2 separate regions of the Homo sapiens genome follow, and region 2 is linked to region 1. The links are chromatin loops, found by intact Hi-C in ENCODE. Cell type or tissue: heart left ventricle. All regions are shown on one strand. Each heading gives the region's core, and the rest is flanking DNA. Links, peaks and the distances in the headings are about the cores only.

Region 1 (6,047 bases), core at 346-5,345:
GGATTTTGCTGGTCCCACCAACCTAAAGCGAACCTAAAGCTGAAGCTCTAGGAGAAATACAGGAAAGTTACCTCCTACATCATGACTGCAGACACCTCTGTGTAGACACACAAGAGAGAGCAATAATGCAAAAGCTCCCAAAAGCTCCTACATTCTACTCTGCATTTTCTACTCCATTTCATTTTTTTAAAGTGTTACTCCCAGGCTGGGCATGGTGGCTCACTCCTATAATCCCAGCACTTTGGGAGGCCAAGGCAGGCAGATCACCTGAGGTCAGGAGTTTGAGACCAGCCTGGCCAACATGGCAAAACCATGTTTCTACTAAAAACACAAAAATTAGCCAGGCGTGGTGGTGCATGCCTGTAATCCCAGCTACTAGGCAGGCTGATGCAGGAGAATCACTTGAACCCAGGAGGCAGAGGTTGCAGTCAGCGGAAATCGCGCCACTGCACTCCAGACTGGGAGACAGAGGGAGACCCTGTCTCAAAAACGAAAAAAAAATGCTACTCCCAACCCACTAGCTTGATTTCATTACCCTCGTGAAGGTCACATCCAGCAGTGTGAAAATCACTGTTCTAGAGGTAAGTTGGTAAGACAGACAGACATTTGTCTCGATATTCTCGTCTCCATGGTCCCGCATTTTCAGGATCCAGAATTAATCTACTCAACAAGAATTTTCCTTCAGTTTAATAAAAGATGTGACGATTAACATATGTTCTGTATTACGAAAAACAGATTTTTAAGAGCAGATGTGCAATTCCCAGCTCCATTACTTTATTAAAAAAGAATATTTGGTTTTCCTTGAAGATTCCATGAATCACAGTCATCTAGTTTGGATTGACATCACTGCATTAATAATAAAAACAGCATTTTGCTGCCCAAGGTTTGTCTTCTTTCCAGATATAGACAAGAACAGTGATCCTGTTAAAGAAGCAGATATCAGTATTTAACCCAACTTACCAAAAGTCCTTGTCTTTTCTCAAAACACTCGCTCCTCTTGAAATGCAATGAATAAATTTATTTGTTGTTGGGTTTTGGGAGCGCTGTTTGTTTGTTGTTGAGACAGGGTCTCGCTCTATCACTCAGGCTGGAGTGGTACAGTTAGTGGCCATCTCAGCTCACTGCAGCCTCAAGCTCCTGGGCTCAGGCGATTTTCCCACGTCAGCCTCCTGAGTAACTAGGACTACAGGCACATGCCACCATGCCCAGCTAATTTTTTATATTTTTAGTAGAGACAGGGTTTCACCATGTTGCCCGGGTTGGTCTCAAACTCCTGGGCTCAAGTGATCTGCCTGCCTCAGCCTCCCAAAGTGCAGGAGTTACAGACAGGCATGAGCCACCACACCTGGCCCATTGAATAAATTTAACCTTCAAATTTGTCTCTAATGTCTCCACGACACTGATCTATACCAGAATCTTTAACTCAGAATCACACACATACACATCCTTAAGTCATTCTTCCTTTTCCTTTCATGATAATTCAAATTTCTGAGGCCACTTGCCACTTTTAAAGAAACTTTGAAAGATCATGAAAAATATTAAGGACTTTTATCATTTATCTTTATATAATGTGTTACCAATTGGATTTATATACAGGCTTTTCCTAGTTTAATTGTAAACACATGGTTTATTTCTTTAAATTCCTCCTAGTTGCCTAAGGGTTCATGTAGTTGTCTTCCAACACTTACTCAGCACATCTATCCATTTGTTCACCATTCCAGAAAGGTTAGAGGATGTGTGGCACATTCACTCATTAGCTAGTATAAAATAAAGCAATCAGCATTCAAAGCTCACTTCATTCCAGCTATTCCCATCTGTCCTGTGAACACTGACTTCTAAAAGTTATGGTTCCATTAACTACGTATATTTGTGAATCTCTGAGAATGTCTTTCCCTTCCCTAATGGTTAGAAATCTAGTCTTTGATCTATTTTAACAAACACTTTTGTCGGACACTAATAGACTCAGAGGTTTCAAAACTGCAACAGGACTAGGAAGGTGAGTCTAAATCCCCTATACCCTGCTGCATTGCCCCTTACTCCCCTCCCCTCATCATGCCACCCAAATCTCACAGGCCCCATCTGTGCTTCAAAAACCAACGACTAGCAGAATAGAGATTTTTCTCCCCACGATGTTCCAATTGAACCTGCAGTTGACAATCATCCTCCTCATCTTCAGTTTTGAAAATAGACTGACAGCAACCCTCAAACCCTTTGACAAGAAGAACCTATTTTAACAAAATTACCCAATGTACTGAGGCTTCAGACCGTAATCCTTTAGGGAAACTTCGTTCTGTTATATTTGAGCTTTTAGTTCTTTCCACAATTTCAATTCTCTAGGAACTCATTCACAGAGGAAAATAAAACCCACTTTAAGTTGATATATATTTATCTCAGCCACAAAGAGCCAAAGTCCTCCAAAGAGCATTTGTTTCACTGAACCATTCTGGGAATGCATCCTGGAAGAGAAAGGTACTGCCAAGACCAACAGATAATAAAGCAAGATAGAAAGGTCAGTAGCTACCCTCATCTCCAGAATGCAAAGAAACTCTAATCTCAGGCCATCAGTGCAAAATTAATTTCTATTTTTAGGCTAAATAAATTCCATTTGAAAGTATCGTGGAAAGATACAGGTCACTGGATAAACAGATAAGGAAACCTTCACATACTTCTATGCTTTTCTTGAATACCTAATTGGAGGAACTAATTGTAACAATCCATTTTACTGTTTTTCTTGAAAATATTAGCAGTGCTTCAGTTGCAATTTTCATTGCCAAAAAATTTGAGGACAATTCCACAGGTGCCTATGATCCTTCTTGCTTTATGGTTACATTACAGGGGTTCGTCTCAGAAGATGGCAATGGCTTTCTGCCTAAGTAAAGCTTGGGAACATAGAATGGTAAAAGTCCACCTTTCATGGACAATCAATCAACTGCTGTCAATCAGAGGTTTGAGATATAAATAGGCTTCCTACACGTTTAATAAAGAATGGGGGCCGTGCACTGTGGCTCACGCCTGTAATCCCAGCACTTTGGGAGGCTGAGGCAGGTGGATCACGAGGTCAGGAGATCAAGACCATCCTGGCCAACATGGTGAAACTCTGTTTCTACTAAAAATATAAAAATTAGCCAGGCGTGGCGGTGTGCACCTGTAGTTCCAGCTACTCGGGAGGCTGAGGCAGGAGAATTGCTTGAACCTGGGAGGTGGAGGTTGCAGTGAGCCAAGATTGCGCCACTGCACTCCAGCCTGGGTGTCTCAAAAAAAAAAAAAAAAAAAGAATGGGAAAATGTTGTTGAATATTCTCTTCATGTGCCTACAAAAGCACACAGTGGTTATTGAGCAAGATGCTGAGCTAGAAGAAGTTGGTGACTTTGTCAGTAAATAACTCAGCTCTTTAACCTCAGTCTGGTAGCCTGGCCATCACATCAGACAGTGGATGGTCAGATTTCGGCAAAATATTGCCCATAAGCAGATTTCTTTTATGGGGACTATATCCTTAACCACTAGAGAAGAGATTATCCTAAGAGCTATTCAAATCCCCAATGTTGAGCAAGACTGAAAATCCCATTGCTGTGATGACCAACTTAGGTTGCCCCTCTTTAGGGCTGATGGAACCTCATGTTGTTGTACTTGGCAAGGGCTTATGCTTGTATTGGCACTTTTGTTCTCACAGTTATTTGGGAAGGGAAAGACCACTGTGATATGTTGACCACCCTAATGAGAGGTAGAGATTCCCAGACAAAGACGCCATTGTGTTGGCCAATGAAGAGACACCACAGGCACGGCCTGACGCCAACCAAATAGTTCAAGGTCCACTGACCTACCCTTAAGGTCAAACTCATATATTAATATAGATTTTCCTCAATATTCTGTAATTGTATTTCAGTCTTACCTTCTCAATGAAACATTAATAAACTTATGCTATGCCCTGCACTCTATATATGTGTGTGTGTGTGTGTGTGTGTGTGTGTGTGTGTGTGTGTATATATATACACACACACTCACACACATACACATACATATATTTCAGTCATATGTAATATGACTGAAAAGTCACCAAAAAGTCGTTTAGGAGTAGTAAAAACAGAATTTTTATACAAAGAATACCTGCCAGAACATAAACTCAAACCAAATGAGTCTCTACATCTTTAGAACTATTCAGACTCACAGAAATTGGAAGCACTCTTCAATCTCTGAGCCATCTCTTGCACACATTTCAGCTATCTTCAGTCCCACGGACAATACCTATCCAGATAGGAATATCTGCACTGTCCATGATTACAGAGTTTTCTCTGACAGATGTAGCCTCTTCTATGATTCAGTTTTATTTAAATCTAGCCAGCTTGCCTTTCCTTGAGTCTACGAGTTTTAAGTGAGCATATTCTTCAAGACATCAAGACAAAGTCAGCAATATAGACAGAAATTGCTGAGTTGCTTATATGAATAGTTCTCTAGCCCTGAGGGAAGGCAAACTCCCTCACATCCTTCACAGGCTGGAATCAGATGCTCAGCAGCACTTGTTCCATGGGCCTCTCTCATCCGAGCTGCTCCCTTGGTTAACTGAGAACATTCCATTTTATCTGGCAGAAGAGCTTTCCTTCACCAGGTGTATTTCTGATGTTTACAGAAAAGAGTTTAGCCATTGCTTACAAATACTGTAAATTAACAGATCTTCGTTTCTCCTAGGAAATGGTACTTTTGGATCACATGTGAAGGTTTAAAAAAATACAGCTGCCCTGGCTTCCTGAAATCTGGAAAGCTTTACAGCATGAAAGAAGAATGGTTTCATTGGATAATAATCCATCTGCAATAAGAGCAAAGTCCATACTACTATTAAATGTGTTTATCCACTGATTCATCTGAATATTCCTTGATTTGCTTTAAGTACCATAATCAAATGTTGTTATTTAATTCAACAACGATTCAGGAAAAGCAATTTGGAATCTCACAGGTGGTCTGAATTCACTGTGTTGGTTACATTTGATGCACTTCCCAGAGCAGAAAGAAAAAAAACATCCAGATTGCGCCACTGCAGTCCGCAGTCCGGCCTGGGCGACAGAGCGAGACTCCGTCTCAAAAAAAAAAAAAAAAAAAAAAAAAAAAAGAAAAAAAACATCCAATATGATTTTTTTTTCTCTTTACCTTGGAGCATAAGACATGAAGCTTTTATGAGGGAAATCATTCCCCAAAAGTGAAACTGTTGCTTGCTAGCTTATGTTTCCATTTAAACAAATCTCTAACTAAACACACATGAAAAATGATAGGACCTTTCCTTTGATAAAAATCTAGCATCTAATATTGGCAGGCAAAGTTTAAGTCACTTCCTGAATTGCTAAACAAACAGCTACACAAAAGAATCACACAGTACATTTGTATGTTTCCCTTTCATTTACTTAGCAATTCCTTTCTTCATATTAAAAATCTTAGTTTTCCAGCAATTATTGTTTACCCTGGTTAAATGACTGATGTATAATAATGTAATTACATGTGATACAATAGAGGGAGGAAGGGGTAGGAGATGTGTGCAGTTTAAATAATTAAAATTCAATCCATAGTTAATTTCCATACTGCATCATTATAACAAGTGTGCATCTGTGTGAAGCTATATTTAGATTTCTGAGTGTTACAGAGTCTTTTTCTTTGTCAACACAGTCAACCAAAATGGAGAGAGAGTACCTGTTTGAAAAATGCAGGTGATTTCAACCCACAATGGTAACCCACACAGATGAGTTCTCAACTATCATGAAATCAGCTAGTTGGTTAACTAGTTGGTTATACACCCAATTAATTCCTTCATCCATTTGCTCCATGAATACATATTTGAGCCATGTGTGTGCTTGGGAATATGCAAAGCATGTATACAAAAGTGGGCAAGAATAGACACTGATGCTAAGTGGCCAAACTTGTGTTTTTCGTAAAATGCATCTTTGATGGTTTGTTCCAGTCTATCTGTCCTTTTTTATTTATTTTTATTTTTATTTTTATTTATGTATTTTTGAGACAGGGTCTGGCTCTGTTGCCCAGGCTGGAAGGCAGTAACATAATCATGG
Region 2 (6,047 bases), core at 538-5,537, 180 kb before region 1:
GTGCTTTTAGCGTTTTTCTGCTTCCTTTGAATGGACTAGAGCAGCTGTGAGAGGTGGCTGTTCTCTGATAGGCAATAGTACATGTCTATTTTTGCTAATAATGCCAACTGATGACACCAGCACCCATATGTGGTGATGAGCCCTGATTCAGCACATCTACACACTGGAATTCAATGTTTCTTTGGCAAATTCAGCCCTATTTTGGACATGGACACTCTACTGTCTGCCATCTGCATTTAAGGGAGATTGAATATCTAAAGTTCCGCTTCAAAATAAACCCCCATTACAAAGTACATATAATTGAGAGGCTGGAAAGAGGAACTGGAGGGGGTACAATACAAACTGACTTCACTTAATTATGTCCTCTCTCCCTGTGTCTCTTTCATAGACACACACACACACACACACACACACACACACACCATGCACACCTTTTATATTCTAGACTTCTTTTTTTTGAGATTCCCTTTGAGAGCTGTTTGCTGCCATCTGATTTCTCTGCCCCTTTCTTTGGATAAGGGCCATAGAGGAGTTGATTTAATGGCACCATTGGCTTGGTTTGGTTCATCCTTGCTCTCCTTGCAGCAAAGTCATCCTTCTCAAGATCAGGCAGTCGACACACAACTTCACCTTCTGCCTCTGAATCGTTGCCATGTTGGTGGGTCAGGAAAGAGTTTTCTTTGCGAAGGACAATATCACGAATAGCTTCTTTCTCTTCACTTAATTGTTTTTGACTGATAGGGGAAAATTAAATGGGACTCCACATGTGATCAGACAAAAAAAATTAAATCTCCATCTCTAGACAGACAACTGTGTTGTTAGTGAAAAGTCTTCTCGATATTGTTAGTTCAAATGACATCTGTTCATTATTTCAGTCTAGAATTGCAGCATAGTTAGGGTGGGTTTTAAAACCTTGAATTTAGCCAGACACTAGCAATACTAAAAATTCATTTAATTTTCAGGGCTTCCACCAGCAACAGAAAAGCAGGATCCTAAATGGCTCTGAAAGTGACAGTGCAGATTCTTTGCATGAAATTGGGGAAAAATGGGAAGCTTTTTGTTACTGTTCCTTTTTCTTTAGCACATGAGTACCCAGTAGACACTTAATTTGTTTTTGACTGACAGGGCAAAAAATTGAGCCACCAAGAAACTGATCTGGGGGAAAACAAATGAATGCAGCTGTGTGACACCACACCTAGAATGTGTAACAGATTACAAAATGTAAGGAAGTCTTTCTTCAGAGCTGAGCTAACCTGAAACATCTGGGATAGTTTACGACCACTCATAGGATGGTCTTAAACTATTCCATTCCCTGGTCCTCCACTCCCAGGAAGCTTATCTTGCCCTGCACCTTTCCATCAGCAACTCTTTCTTCCCTCTTCTATCCTCCTGTCTCTCCACCTCTCTTCTTTTTCTTTTTTTTAAGAGACAGGGTCTTGTTCTGTCACCCAGGCTGGAACGCAGTGGTGCAATCATAGCTCTCATACCCTAATTTGGGAGCAGATCTTCTGCTTGAACCCCTGAAGTCCAAGAGCAACATTCTTTCCACTTTGGGACAAACCAAACAGTCCTGGGCTCCAACCTCCCCCAACTTGGGCAGAATTTTTTGGAATAAAATATTCGTATTTATGCAAATGACCCTGCCAATTTGCGATGCCAATTTGAGCAGGGAGAATCTGGTCCCTTGTGCATCTTGTGAACCCAGCCAGGCTGCAAATTCCGTTGGGTGTTTATTTTTAGGCTAAATGCCCAGTGTGGCAAGACTCATTTCAAGTGATCTCAATTTAGATATGCAGACTTAAAAAAATATATAAAAAAGAGCGTGAAGAAAGTTTCCGTATCATTGGCTATTTGAAGACACTCCCCACCCACTTGAAAAGTTGTCACAATGACTGATTTTCCACTAATTGCTTGAGTCTTTTAAATTCAGAGCTTCAAGGCAGATTCACGGCGAGCAAAAAATAATGATACAAGTTTTGAGCTGGCCCTGTTGGCCTTGAAATAATAAATAATATGTATAAGGTAGATATGTAGGATTGTATTCACAGGTGTCTAGGTATCAAAATACTTAAATGACTTTTATAATGTGCTTTTTTTTTCTTTGAAGGACCTTAAGGACAGTCTTTTGTGAAACTTGGGTCTGTTTTACTTTATTTTTCAATAACTACAACTCTTAGTAGCTAGTACATTTAGTACATTCCAGATACACTAACTTTCATGACAACCCTGCAAAATAGGAATTATGACGCCCACTTTGCAGAAGAGAATATTAAGGTCTCTAGCTCAAGCCATCTGAACTCAGGTAAATTAATTAAAGTATACTCAAGGGGCAGGCCAGGCTGTCTGGCTTTATATTCATGAGGAGGTTTGGCACTTTTATTTTGTCCAAGTCACTCATAGATGAGTAGCTTTGGGAAGAAGGAGTTGCTTTGGGGGCACAGCTCACTGTTTCATGTGGAAGGAATACAGTGTGGCAATGTGAAACGAGAAATGCCAAGCCCTGCCTCCAACTGGCGATCCTGCACAGCCTCACCTAAAGAAAGGCAGGCTAGCTTTCTTGGTAGGAGGGATTACGGACTCAAAGCAGGTGAGGGGGAAGAAAAGCTCTTGTCTCAACATTTCTGAGGCTTATATATTTCAAAGTGAATGAGGTAATGATTTAAGCTAAGGAAGAGCTGGTGTTTTCTTTCACCCGGTTTTATGTGGCAATGCATAAGCAACCAGGTCAGATTGGTAGCTAGTGTGTTCCAATGAAGGAAACTCTGCTCTCCAGAAAAGCCTGTTAGTCCCCCTGGGAATGTCCTGGGTGACACTGGAAACTTCCCTGTTCACCCCATCTCCAATCAGGGCAGCTATTTGGTCGGTGCACAAGTAATTGCGGTTTTTGCCTTTAAAAATGGCAAAACCGCAATTACTTGTGCACCGCCCTAATACATCCAGAGTCACAAAGGTTCGTGCAAGTTATGTGCCTGACTGGTCCCCGATACCCAAGGATCTGTTCAGCAGCCACGGTGAACCGGCGTTTGGTAAGGAGGGCTGTAGAGGAATCCATGTCTGGCACTTAGCTGCATCTGCTCTTCCTCTAAAGATTTCTAAAATGTCTATTGTTCCTCGGAGGTTTTTTTACGCCCCCACACCCCCTGCCTTGTTTTCCCCTCTGTAATTAATTACTACGTGGTTGAGAAGATCCACAGACTAGCAGAAAGCAAGCACTGAGTGCTGAAACATATGAAAACAATTAGAAAAGAGGTACAATCATGTGAAACCTATAATTCAGTTCAAAAAAAAGTTTACTTCTCCAATGGGAAACACCAAGTAAAAGAACTCAAATCTCCATGGCATTTTAATTCAGGGGAAGTGCATCTTGGTTCTTATTTTATCCTCTTAAAAACAGAAATCTTGGCTTCTTTGGCAGACTCTCATATTTGGGGGATAATTAAGTTAGCACAACCATAAAATAAAATAGAAGAAAAAGTAATTTATGTACTTTTTCCCTTCAGTGGAAACTCTAATAAATATTAAACTCCACACATTTATTAAGAAATCCTACTTTCTGTCTCTTGATGCTAAGATACCGCTAATATATTGTTTGACAGGAAGCTTGAAACTTCTAGGTTTTTGACCTCTTGTGAAAATGAAATAACATGCACCTTTGCTCCCTTTTGTATACTGCCTTAAAGATAATGCGAGTCTCGCTCTGTTGCCCAGGCTGGAGTGCAGTGACACGATCTCGGCTCACTGCAACCTCTGCCTCCCGGGTTCAAGCAATTCTCTTGCCTCAGCCTCCCAAGTAGCTGGGATTACAGGCCTATGCCACCACGCCTGGCTAATTTTTTTGGTACTTTTAGTGGAGACAGGGTTTCACTATGTTGGCCAGGCTGGTCTTGAACTCCTGACCTCAAGTGATCCGCCCGCCTCGGCCTGCCAAAGTGCTCGAATTACAGGTTTGGGCCACCGCACCCAGCCTAGCAAGGTGTTTAAGAATACTTGGGAAACAAGCAAACAAAAAACAGTCTACAAAATAAAGCTTTGTTGTTCATCTATATGCTCTTCCCCTCGGACATGGCTCTATTATCTCAATCATCTCTGCAAACATTTCCCAGCTGAGAAATGGGCCACAACAAGTGGTCCTCTTGTTGGGTGCAAAGACGTGCTGGTCAGAATTCATCTGGATGTCAAAGACAGAACACTGAGGTTAAAATGCCTCGAGAGATATCAGCGTATTTCAATGATTTAAATTCCTATTTTCCAGACACCAAGAGTCCTTTTCTTTTTCATGATACTTCATTCCAGTTAAGCTACTTTCTGCCACATTAAAAGCAGGATCCCAAATGTGGATAAACTTAGAATGACTCTCAACTCTTGTGGCATGCAAAAAAGTAAGTGACAAAGACGTAGACATGCCAGGCTGGTGGCATGCTATGTGTAAAACCTTTGTGAGAGCGCTGGCTGGCAGCTGAAAAATCTGCCTAACAAATGAATTCTGGGTGTTTGGAGCAGCTGTGTTGTGTTGCTATTGGGAACATTCTCTGAGAATATGCATAATTATCCAGAGCCCAATTTTAAATGCTAAGTCAGAAGACCTGAGGCATCATGACATTAACTGACCTGCAAACTTCTGCATATGAGAGCTAACTTGGATGAAATAGGTTAAAATTAAGCCAAATAACAGGAAACATGAATGGAAGTGAAATAAACAAAGATAATATATATTCATTAGAATTACATTTTTAAACTATGATTTGATGTTTGTACAGTGAATGGGAGTTGTCATAAAAGAGTTCAAAGTTTTTAATAAAATAAACGTCCCAGGTACTGAAGTGGCACAGTACGTGTATGGACTTCCCAGCCTTTACCCCACTTCTCTTCTCTATGTGACCATTATTCCTGAGTGTGCTGAATTAGCTTAATGCCGCTCCCCTTCATCCCCCTTTGCTGTTTTAGATACTCTAAGGATGATGGTATCCTTGGTAAACACTAGCTTAAAGACTTTACACGTGATATAAATGAAAGATGTGTGTCAAAGACAGGAAGATTAAAATTTCAGGTAAGTTCATATTCTTATCTGTATCACTTATTACCTACTACTATGTCCTTAAAGGCAGAAGCTGGAGAAGTCTGAAAAATGGTACCTAGTGAGGAGATAGTATTCCCCTCACTATTATTATTTTTGTCTTCTCAGCATCTAGTCCAGTCTCTGGTACATGGTGTATGGGATGCTCAAGGGATGCAGAAAAAAATGTGTTTGATAAGGTCTCTGTATCAAAACTTTAAAAAATCTGGAGTTTTAAAAAAAGATTTTATTACATTACTCTTTATTTAATAAACTCAGAGAGCTGTTTGTAACATAAACACAATTTTATGTTAGAATATTCCAGAAGCACATACGTGTTCAGAATAGGCATGATTATCTGTAATATACCACAGACAAGGAGGAAGTATATCCTTAGTTGTTTTTTTTTTTAATACAAAGGTACTCTAGAATTAAATTTATGTAACTCAACACTGGATATTTAATTAAGACCTGGACCACATAAATAACCACATGTGGAGCTGTATAGAGAAATGGAAAATGTGTGGGAGGCAGATGTGGTGCTGTGGTCAGAGCATCCGAATCTGATCACCAGGTCGGTGGTGACCAGCTCTGCAAGTCACTGACTATCAACGATCCTCAGCTCCCACTTCTGGACTTCTGGAAGATGGGTATATCAGCCACCTCTTAGACTAGCCTGGCCAACCTGGTAAAACCCCATCTCTACTAAAAATCCAAAAATTAGCCAGGCGTGGTGGTACACGCTTGTAATCCGAGCTACTTGGGAGGCTGAGGCAGGAGAATTGCTTGAACCTGGGAAGCAGAGGTTGCAGTGAGCCAAGATTGCACCACTGCACCCCAGCTTGGGTGACGGAGTGAGACTCTATCTCAAAAAAAAAAAAAAATTAAATGGAACAGCAAGTGGCAAAGGAATTCCAACTGTCAAATTATTATGAATGTCAATTTGTAAAATACATTTTGGCTGCACTATTATTTGTTAGGATCATTGTGGTTA

What was found. Peaks named below come from ENCODE experiments on the same cell type or tissue, not always from the same donor. Only the 100,000 strongest peaks of a DNase experiment are listed, where the experiment ranks them.
Region 2: a loop joins it to region 1, with 1.9 times the contacts of the local background. A loop is called at or near these places in 4 of 110 quality-filtered maps.

Annotation. Positions count from the first base shown.
Region 1 is chr4:41,442,247-41,448,293 of GRCh38, reverse strand. It overlaps a transcript of LIMCH1 not described here. Among named protein-coding and RNA genes, the nearest start is that of LIMCH1, 93 kb to the left of the region's middle. In heart left ventricle, for the core only: no CTCF peak of the experiment used is centred there; no DNase peak of the experiment used is centred there; H3K27ac peaks cover 1,163 bases.
Region 2 is chr4:41,621,395-41,627,441 of GRCh38, reverse strand. It overlaps LIMCH1 (LIM and calponin homology domains 1), which reads right to left. Exons shown (of 32, transcript NM_001330672.2): 8 at 432-734. Among named protein-coding and RNA genes, the nearest start is that of LIMCH1-AS1, 68 kb to the left of the region's middle. In heart left ventricle, for the core only: no CTCF peak of the experiment used is centred there; no DNase peak of the experiment used is centred there; H3K27ac peaks cover 650 bases.